Linked DNA regions of Homo sapiens: region 1 is linked to region 2. Evidence: chromatin contacts called from ENCODE Hi-C data. All regions are on one chromosome and are shown on one strand. The core of a region is the stretch at or near the end of the contact, and the rest is flanking DNA. Distances in the headings are between cores, read along the strand shown.

Region 1 (5,849 bases), core at 3,103-5,602, 430 kb after region 2:
CTGGGTCTTTCTCTTCACCAACTCTATCACAAAGGAATCAAATTGGCTTTTTCCAGTTTCCCAAAGTCAATGGCCAATTAGATCATCATAAAGTGAACCTGATTTGCTCTTAAGTTTATCAGATTTAACCAAAGATTTAAAACAAAGTTATTAAGAAATGTTTAGATTAGCATAGTATGTTGCAGCCAAAATTCATAAGAAAAGTGAAAAATAAAATATCTAGGTGTTTCAAAATATCTAAATTTTTTGCATTTTGTTTTAATATTTGTTGACATTTGACATAATCTGTACATACTACTCCACTAAGAGCAAAATAAGAAGTATCACATGGGTAAAATTAGACATTTCATTTTATGGAAGGATTTTATAGCTGTCTAATATTCCTCATTTAAATGAGAAAACTTGTCATACTATACACTTCTTGCCATTGTCAGATATCAAATAACTGCCCAAAGCCATACTAGCCACTGTAGTCTGGACTATGATAAATCTATGCAGTTGTAATAAAGTGTAATTAATGTTAAACTTGAATTGAATTTATTTTCATATAATCTATATCAATGATCTTTGGGGGTAAGATGTATAGTATTTGAATACTTACTTTGAGCACTGGGTACTCAATAGGGCAGAGAAAAGGTATTTATTCCACCCTTAAACAGCATTTCTATGCTTGTGCCAGTTGTCATTTTTATCGCACAAAATTTTAGTATTAGGAATGAGATGTAACTTTTGTCATTATTTTATCTGTCATATGATAAATTTCAAATGTTCTTAACTTCAAACCCTGTTGGAAACTCTCAGTAAACTATAGCAAAAGCCATTTACCTGGGTGTTTTTTAAAGGGAAAAGAAAGAGAAGTTCAACAGCATATTCGACTAAAAAGTTTAATAACACCATGATCTAATAGGAAACCAACAGGTTACACTGGGCCAACGACATATTTGAAAGTACAAGTAAGAAAAATGAGTCAGGCCTAGATAATGTGCAGTAGCAGATCTCTTGGACAACTACACTTGGATTACCATGCTTCAGTGTTCATGACTAAAGCCTTCAGTTCCAAATTGTGTAATCCCACACCATATTTTCCTAGCCCTCTCCATTTTTCTGGACATGGAATATATCATTTCTGACCCTTCCCCAGAGCCCCCTCCAATAACTCCTCCTTTTCATCACAATTAATGTCCACAATTAATGTCCACATCAGAAGTTTTAAGATTTCAAGTTTTAGGTCAGAAAGAAGAATTATTTCAGCTAAAGAATTTTTAAAAAGTTTCTTTCTAGAGAGATGCTCCAGAGGCACCATCTAAAATCAAGCAACTGGAAATGCAATCTTAGATGCATCATTAGAACAAATATAGCTCCTATCATTTTATGGATGAATCAGACTTCCCCCTCTCACTAATCTAATCAAAAAGCATCTTTTTTTGTGTGTGTGGCCTCCCACACATTTGCCATCTAGTGTGAAAATGAGTCAACTGGAGAATGCATTTAGTGTGCTCTTTTGAAGGAAATGTTCTTGCCTACGAGAAGAACTAAGCAACAAGAAAAATAGTCTTTATTCACTCATCATATTTAATATTTTAGGTCCAGTAGGTCCTCTGATATATGTCAATTTCTCTCTTCTTTGACAGCCTTCTTATTTGCAAAGTGTTATGTACTTTGTATTCATTCAGCAACACGTTCATTGTTCATACCTTTCCACCAGAGAATTCTAATATTTATGCAGTGTTTTTCATCATTTCAATTTGTAAAAGTTCCTAGCTGAATTAAGAATATATCAAGTTATGAATCTTTTGAGGCCTAGAAAACAGATAGGAGATGCTGTTTCTCTTTCTGCTATTCTTTGTTTGTCAAATCACTTTAATGTTGACCATGAGGCCTCTGTGACTTTGTTTATCTTTTCCACCTGTACTATCCCCTTTTTGTAACAAAGGAGATAGGATGTGTCACCATATTGTAAGTGTCATTCCTGAAAATAATGACTTATTGGTACATCTGACAATGATGTTACAAGGCTTCATACAGCAGCCAATTCAATTTAAACTAAACTGATTTCTCTAGATGTCACCTCTCCATGTAAGGAACCCAGTTATTTTAGTAGAAAACTTTAATAACAAACAAACAGATACAACAGAGAAGAAAATGGAACGATGAGGTCACAAATATGTATATATTGTTGCTCTCAAATATATTCTTTAGAGATTAATTTGCCTTTTATTTAAAAAGTTTCAAAGTGGGGCCAGTCGCAGTGGCTCATGCTTATATTCCTAACACTTTTGGAGGCCGAGGTGGGTGGATCGCTTGAGCCCAGGAGTTCAAGACCAGCCTGGGCAACATGGCAAAATCCCATCTTTACAAAAATTACAAACGTTAGCTGGGAGTGGTGGCGTGTGCCTATAGTCCCAGCTACTTGGGAGGCTGAGGTGGGAGGATTGCTTGAACCCAGGAGGCAGAGGTTGCAGTGAGGTGTGATCATGCCACTGCACTCCAGCCTGGGTGACAGAGTAAGTACTCTGTCTCAAAAAAAAAAAAGTTTCAAAGGGTGGTAATCTTTGAAATCCTCTGATATTTTATTTTATTTATTTTTTTTTTTTTAAGGTAGAAATGGGGTCTCACATGTTGCCTAGGCTAGAGTGCAGCGGCTCAATCACAGCTCACTGCAGCCTTGACTTACCAGCCTCAAGTGGTCCTCCTGCCTCAGCCTCTTCAGTAGCTAGGACTACAGACATGCCACCATGACTAGCTAATTAAAACAATTTTTTTTTTTTTTGGTAGAGATAGGGCCTCACCATGTTGCCCAGGTTGGTCTCAAATTCCTGTGCTCAAGCAATCCTCCTGCTTTGGCCTCCCAAAGTGCTGGGATTATAGGCATGAGCCACCACACTTGGCTTGATATGTTCTTTTTATGATAATTTAAACCCTTGGATTTAATTTAGGGATTCTGGGATTGATTCTAAAATTCTTTATAAGTGCCTGAATATCCATGTCCTCAAAAATGTAAGTAAATTTTTAAATTTTAATTTTGACAAATTCTTCATTACTTGTAGACTATCATTTATTATTTACGGTTGGGATTGTATTTACTAAAGAATACCATTTATTTTTGTTTCTCATTCATACAACTTGGCCAGGGGCAGATGCAATCTTACCTTTTTTTTTTTTCCAGTGTACATGCTTCTTTATTCAATGACATATCAAAATATCTGGTCTGTAGTAAGTATACATAGAAAAGACTCCCATAGCCTTGCTCTTCCAACCCTAGTCAAATATTCATGTCAAAATTTGACATCTCTGTCAAGTCTAAAGAAGGAAGAAACCAACATGTATTGAGAATTTACTCCATATTGGGTCTTTCCCATTCAATGTCTTATTTAATCTTCACATGCTAACGTGTGGATATTATTTTCTCAGTTTTGGAAATGAGACTCAGATAGGTTAAGAAACTTACTCAAGTCATCCCTCCTAACATTTTCAGAGCCAAATTTGCCCATCTTTCCTTTCTCCAAGTATTGGCTACCATAACACACCATATTCATTTCCAAATGATTTCTTGCGTTCTGAATCATGAAGACATATGGTGTGAATATACAAATACTTATGCTATAATACTTAATTTTTTGTTAATTAATCTCCTCTTTCTCACTGTCAAAGTTAGGCAATCTCAGACTTTCTAATACTTAATGTTAGACTTGCCTTTTAGAATACTGTGATTTTAGCACCTCAGACTGCTGAAAATACTGTTCAACAGTCATTTCACGTTGAACTGGGTAGGTGCTTGGGATATCACTTCAAAGTATGGAATGTGGAATCATAGCATCAAAAAGGCCCTTAGGAATCTAACGACCTTTTGGGATCTCCAACTCCCAAATCTTGGTTTATCAGTGGGATCAGAGTGATCTCTTTAAAACTGCTTAGGTTATGTCACTCTTACTCAAAAGCCAACCAAAGCATCCCATCTCCCTCAGAGGCGAATCCAATGTGCATACAAGGTTCTAGAAATCCCTGCCTTACCTGCTCCCTTGCAACCATTGCCACATTGGCCTTCTTGATGTTTCTTGAACAAGGCAGACACATTCCAAGCAGTGCCCTTCGAATCGCCTATTTTCTTTGCTTAGAGCATTCTTTCCTACACTGGTAGGGCTTACTTTCTCATCTCTTTCAGGTATTTACTTAAATGTGATCACTGATATAAGGCCTTTCCTCACTGCATTACTTAAAATTGCAAACTCTCGCCCCTCACGTGCCATGGATCTTAGTTGCTTCCTCTCCCTTCATTTGCACTCAATACACTCAGTATCCTGTATATTTATTTGCTTATTTTTCTACCTCCCCCTAGTAAAACATAAGCTCCATGAAGAGCTGAAAATTTTATCTCTTTTGTACTAAGGTCTCCGCAGCACTTGGAACAGTGCCTGGCACATGGTTAGTAGCCAGCAGGTATTTGCTAAATGAATGTAAATTCCAAGACATCTTACTCATAAAGAATGCCACACTGAGTTTAATGAAAGGTCTTAGGAAATTTTCTTAAATGGAATATTCCAAGCTTGCTAGTGTGAAAAGGCAAAGACAAATTTAATCTGAGTCATCTCTGTATTGGCAAGTGAACTTTTTCCAAATAAGCCACTTGAGCAAAACTCAGTGTTATTCTAAAATAAAAGATGCTGGCAAAAAACTAAAAATAGAACTACCATATGATCCAGCAATCCCACTTATGGGGATACATCCAAAGGAAATGAAATCAGTATGTTCATTGCAGCATTATTCACAATAGTGAAGTCAATAAATGAAACAACTTAAGTGTTCATCAACAGATGAATGAATATAGAAATTTTGACTATATATATGCACGTGTGTGTATGTGTGTGTGTATATACATACATAAAATGTATAAACAATGAAATATTATTAAGTCTTAGAAAAGAAGGAAATTCTCCCACTTGGGACTACATGGATGAAATTAGAAGATATTAAGCTAAGTGAAACATGCTAAGCACAGAAAGACAAATATCACATGATACCACTTATTGTGGAATATTAAAAAAAAAGTCAGACCTAGAAAAACAGAGAGTAAAATGGTGGTGGCCAGGGGCTGAAGGGTGGGGGAAATAGGGAGCTGTTGGTCAAAGGGTACAAACATTCAGTTATGAGATGAATAAGTTCTAGAGATCTAATGTAAAACATGGTGACTATAGTTAATAATAATATATTGTATATGTGAAATTTGCTATGAGAGGTGATGGATACGTTAATTATCTTGATGGTGGGAATCATTTCACAATGCAAACTTGTGTCAAAACACTACATTATACCTTAATATAGATACAATATTTTTATTTATCAATCATACATCGATAAAGCTGAAAAAACTTTTTAAAAGATATTAGTACATAGATCTGATATATTCTGTTCCATGCATGAGGAGAGGGTGACTACTGTTGTCACATATATAAATTCCATATAATCCCTTCAAGTCTTTGCAGCTTTCTTTGGTTGATATTTCTTCTATCTAATAACACTCTGAGGGTAAAACAAAATTTAAAAGCGTCTATGAAGTAAACTTGGACCAATCGTCTTTTACTTCTTCTTAGTATGGCTGACAAGTTCTGCATAATGAACCTCTTTCATTCAACCTTCTCCTGATTTCATCACCGTATACTGGAAAGGGTGGTTTTGGCACTATGGATTGGATTTGGAGTGAGGTGGGAAGAAATGAGATAGTTTTGATTAAAAGTGAAATAATACGACTTATTCTTTGTCCTCATGTGAGATATGTGACTCCACAACTACTAGACTTTCTTTTGTGAAGAAATGCACAGAAATAAATTCTGTCTATGTGTCTCTTGAAAAGT
Region 2 (5,329 bases), core at 649-3,148:
GAGAGCTTTTGTTTGACTATAAAGAAATAAAATACAATTTTAGTCTACATTTTAAATGATGCATATTTTTAAACTATGTGATGCAAAAGTTTGTTTCTTTTATATGAATCAGTTTTTCATTTTGTTATTTTATAAAAATACTGTAATATGAATTTCATGCAATATTGCTGTATCTAGAAAAGATTAATGATTTAATAATATAACAAATTATGATCAACTCATGAGTCAATAAATCTTTGATTTTTCTCTAATGAAAAGAGACAATAAGGGATAAAACCCTATGTATACATTAAGTGAAACCTCAAAAAAACCACCAAAATCCTAAAATCAAAGAATAAAAATATAAAATATCTAAATGAAATCAGACACAAAAATTATATTAACCCAACTCACCACAGATATATAAATGCTTTCTTCTTCTTCTTTTATTGAAAAAATATTCTTAATGAAATATAAATTTGTATTTAATCTTATATATCATTTTATAAAAATTCCTTAATAGTACATTGGAAAAAACATTACAATGATCTATCTGACAATCAATTCACTTGTCTTTAAGAAATTTTTTTCAAATTTTTATAAAATGCTTCAAAGTGTTGCTGAAATTTATGTAAAATAATTTATCTAAATGTAGTATAATTGTTTTTCTAATATAAATTAATAACTTGATCACATTTATTAATGTGACTATACAATCTTACTTGTAAATATTCCACTCCATTTCAAATAATCAAAATATAAAATTAATGCATTTTGAAATTTCAAAATAAACTGTTACTTCTTTAATATTCTTTTGTTACCACATCAAATAATTACCTCTTCAAATTTAAGGCACTAAGTTCTTTAACATTAAAAAAAAAAAGTGTTTCCCCATTTAATTGAAACCAGTTACCCTAAGTGTACAAACTGAAAATTTGAAGTTTAACTTATTTGTTTGGTCCAACCAAAAATGCATCTACATAAGGATCATTGTGAGTCTAGTAGTTTCTGGCCTATGGAGAAACCCCCAGTTTTGCCTTTAAAGAGTTTATACTTAAAAACAGAAGAGGAAAAACATAAATCAATTTAATTTTCCAGCAAGTGAATAATGTGCCTAAAATCCTCGTGAAAAGCCCAAGTACATAAAGAAATACATAATTTAATGGGAGAGCTAAAGTTAACGTATATGAAATATTATAAGCTTTTGGATAGAATTTAGCAATCATTATAAGATAACCTTACTGAAGGTAAACAAGATGGCTCTAAATGCCAAAAAAAAGTACAATCAGTTTTGCCTAAGTATTTAATAGAAAGAAATCTACACTTTTAAGAAAGGTTTGTTGATATTTGCTTATCTAAATAAGGAAAATAAAGTTGAATGCTTCCACTCACCCTAACTTTCAAAAATATGAGAAAAAATAATATAAAGATGTATGTCTCACATATGACCTTGCCCTGTGTAATTTTCATAAGTGAAAAGCAAATAAACAGCAATTGTCACTATTCTAAACACACAGCTGCGTTCCATAATATTTATCCTTACTCCTTCCCTCATTTATTATTGCCGGTAAATTATGTATTTGTCACTAACACTAGCTGAATAGATTTGAAACAGTAAGTGTAACAGGCTCAAATGGACAGTGCCTATTATCTTTTCCCTTTTCTCTCCTGCCCTTTTATGGCCTATAACTTCATTCAATCTGTAGCTACATTTATGTTCCTTTTACAACAAAAAGGGTCATAATGCTGTCTCTGATAATACTGAAATTGCCTAATTTGTTCGTCTTCTTTCAACGCCTTGGAAATGGTCACCCTCTCCAGTTATGCCTGGGTTTGTCCCCATCAACTTTGAAAATTAAGGTCCTGTTTAGTCACTGGCAATCGCACCACCAAAACGCCTTCGGGCATTTTGTTCAGCCAACAGGGTGATAGAGGCCGAAGAGGCCCAGGTCTGGCTGGCTCAGGAAACGCACTCCTGAAGCCGCAGGCCCACCTACTACTACTAGAACAACCCCGGGTGTCATTCGCGTGCCTCTCGGTGCGGTGGGGGCGGACAGTTGCGCCAATCCCCGAAGCAAGGGAGGGAGCAGCGGGTCAGCTGACGCTGAGAAGGCGCGAGTGAAGGAATGAGAAGAATTTGCTTGCTCAGAAGATGGGAGCGATAGGGACTCCCTACTCTGACTCCTGGCGCGGACAGGCGTAGGGAAGAAGTCGAGCCTCCCCACAGCTGTTGCCACTCGGGCTGTCGCCGCGGCGGCCGCTGTTGGCTGCCGCGCCGCTGGGACTGAGATGACTGTGGCTGGGCCGGCCACGGCAGCTGCTTCTGCCTTGACTGCTGCCCCTGACCCTTCTGCTGTTTCTTCCTTGATTTTAGCATCAGCTTTTTCTTCTTCTTCTTTTTTCCCCACCCCGGCAGCACCTCTTGTAAAAAGCAGAAATAGCCTCTACATTTGCCAGAGAGCGTGGGTGCAGGGAGGGGAGGCTAAGGTGGAGTCGTTAGGGTCTCTAACGAGGCTTGGTTCCTGGGGCCCCTCCTGTCTTTTCTCCCGCTCCCGTTAGCATTTTCCTTCCTGCGGTAGCAATGCTTTGTCAGCCTCGTGCTGGGTAGAACTCCCGCGTAGTCTCCTCCTCCTTTCCCACTTGCAAGGAGGCTTCACCCCCTCATCCCCTCCAACGAGGAGAACAGTATCAAAGGTATAAAAGGGAAATAAATGCTCCAAGATAACTGTATATTTTGCCACACAAATTTGAACTGGGTTTCGCGTAATAGAAAACAGATCTTTTCAAGTCCTGGGACAATAAAATAAAATTCAAACGGATGGATATGGCGGGTTGGAGAACAATCAACAGCTAATTTGGAAGAGCACTTCTTGAGGATTTTCCTGACCTGCCCTTGCATGTGACTTCCCTTTTCTAAGATCCTCTTCCCCTTTCAAGGCTAAAAGCTGGGTATGATTCAGCTCATAAAAATATGTCACAGCAATTGGAATTTACCCTTTGACCTTCTACTCCCTCACTGCCACCTCCTCTACACACACGCACACACACAGTCTGCAGTTCACTAACTAGCTCTATTTTCACTAAACAGATGGCCGCGTTGCTGATGAAAACTGCCTTTTTGTACAAGATAAAACTTCTAAAAATCTTTATGATAGGACCTATTTACAAAAAGAGCCGAAAGCCACATTTTTGGTGATGCATATGTGAATTCTGAGATAGTTTGATAAATAAACAAAGCGATAAATATATTTTATTTACATAGGCACAAAAAGAAAACTATCAGTAAATAGTCATCTTCCTTTAACACCATTCTTCTTTCTGAAATTTGTTTTTGTGGACCAGTTATGAATGATCATATTCAGTATTTAACATTAAGGAGCATATTATTTCAGGGATCCCAGTGGCTAGATTTAAAACATGCAAGAAAGGGGCAGAAAGCTGAGCCTAAAATGTATGAGGAGTGTTTTCTAGTTTTTCTAAAAGCCTGTTCACCTTTCCAAATAATTTTTCCTTGCCTTTGTGCGGTGAAAGCCCCATTACCAGCTATGAAAAAAATAGTGCTAAGTGTTTTGTACAATTTCTTGTGAGTGCGAAGCTCAAAAAGCCGAGAAAATGGGCAAAACACTGAATCAGGCCACAAGGGCCAGTTCAAATGCACAGAGAGACATTTTTACTGCATTATTTGAACTATTACTAAATAAAATGCTTTCTTCCTTGGAGCTTAGCTAAGTACTAATTTTCCAAAACATGAATACGACTTCTGGTGAAAAGTTACAAATAATTTAAATGCCTGACTACAATATTGTGCCCTCTCGAATTAACAGTGTTCCCTTGGCCCTTCCCTACATACTGAAAATAGTGCAGGCCCTCAAATCACATTTGAAAAACTTAAAATGTCCAGGAAGTTTTTGAATCCAGAAGTTTGAGAACATCATGGACAAATTTAAACACAGTTTTCTCCATGAATATGGTGACTAGAAATGATGAATTGAAACCGTTTCTGGCAATTCATTACCAGATGCCTAAGAAATGACTAACTGTCACATTAAAAAAGAAATTGACAGCCAGGAATTAAGTCATTTTTAACACTAATATGATTGTGATTTTTTAAGACAATTATTTCTCCCCTCTATGTTTGAACGTGCTGATAATACTGACATAGTCAAATTCAGAGCAAAGAACATATAATAAAAATAACAATATATAAAGCATAAGAGAAGGTGTTTTCTGAGCTCGTACCATTTTCTCCATATCTAGAGAAAAAACAAGTTTCCTTCAGCAATTAACATTTGCTAATAATATTTTTATTTGGCAAAGCATAGAAGGTGACCATTTAACAATATCCATTCAGTCTTTAGGTAACAACAGTTTCTCTCTGTTGTTTCTTTACAATGATCAAATTTCTTTGAGTTTCTTCTTTTTTATACTTTCACTTTTGTTTAAAATTAATGGAGCTAAAAACTTACAGATAAATTCTGCAAATATACCTAGATACTCTTTATCATTGTAAATAGCTTAGTGGTGATCTGCCATTTTTCATGATAACTGGGCACCAACTGCTGGTTAGAAATATTTTTCATGGAATTCTTTGTACTTTAAATAAACTACTACTTCAAGATCTGCCATGTGTCCCTCATTCATCTTTAGGGCACAAAGTTACATGTAACTTTTTGTGAGCTTTGATTTTGAAATATTTGTCTCATAGGTGCAATCTCTAGCAATCTTTTAACTCAGTGCAAGTTTATTAATGACCTTCAGCAAGTTAAGGCAGAAATGTGTATTTTAAAGGTTTATTTTATGATTCATCTTATGCAAAAAAAAATTTTGAAAAATTGAATCTACATTTATTTTCTGCTCTTTTGACCCAGTATTAAAAAGTCTCCATGTGCATTTCACATAATGAACATCACAGAAGGGGAAAAATTGTTGTTTCCTTTGGCATTTCTCATCTGAGGTGGTAGAAAAATATGCATCTGCTTTTCCCGTGGAGAGGGAGATAATATAATAACCTTCTGATTATATACATAAGCAAAAACTGATCAGTTTCTCTTGTGGTTCATTTTTTAAGGGCAAGTTCCAGTTGGATTGTGCTAATGCACATATTCATGAATCTCTCCAAACAGGATTCACTGCTCTCCAGGGAACCCTTGAAGTATGCATCATTGTTTCAATGAAGTATCTTCATTATAAAACATAGAGCCTATAAAAGGTGAATACCATTTGCCACTGCTTAATATAATCGCTGGTCTGACTTTCTTCCGCTATATTTTTTTCCTCCCTTGCTTCCTTTCTTTAATCCTTTCTTCCCTCTTTCATTATTTCCTTTTATGTTTTCTTTCTCTTTCTTGTA

The links. Hi-C counts contacts between places; a loop is a spot of excess contacts on that map. Pooled maps may share reads with other maps.
Region 1: a loop to region 2 is called in a map of PC-9, with 11 times the contacts of the local background. The contact joins two enhancer-like sites. A Hi-C loop is called at or near these places in 5 of 168 maps with a recorded cell type or tissue (Calu3, PC-3, PC-9 and 2 more) and 7 of 50 pooled maps.

What each region holds. Positions count from the first base shown.
Region 1 is chr2:163,774,064-163,779,912 of GRCh38, forward strand. No RefSeq gene overlaps it. Among named protein-coding and RNA genes, the nearest start is that of FIGN, 41 kb to the left of the region's middle. Within about 2 kb of position 4,353, at least 5 of the 41 ENCODE cell types and tissues checked have a DNase peak (open chromatin) inside an H3K27ac peak, as active enhancers do; they include PC-3, PC-9 and endothelial cell of umbilical vein, where a contact is called at or near this core.
Region 2 is chr2:163,346,238-163,351,566 of GRCh38, forward strand. No RefSeq gene overlaps it. Among named protein-coding and RNA genes, the nearest start is that of FIGN, 390 kb to the right of the region's middle. RefSeq lists enhancers at 1,742-2,341, 2,834-3,003. Within about 2 kb of position 1,899, at least 33 of the 41 ENCODE cell types and tissues checked have a DNase peak (open chromatin) inside an H3K27ac peak, as active enhancers do; they include PC-3, PC-9 and endothelial cell of umbilical vein, where a contact is called at or near this core.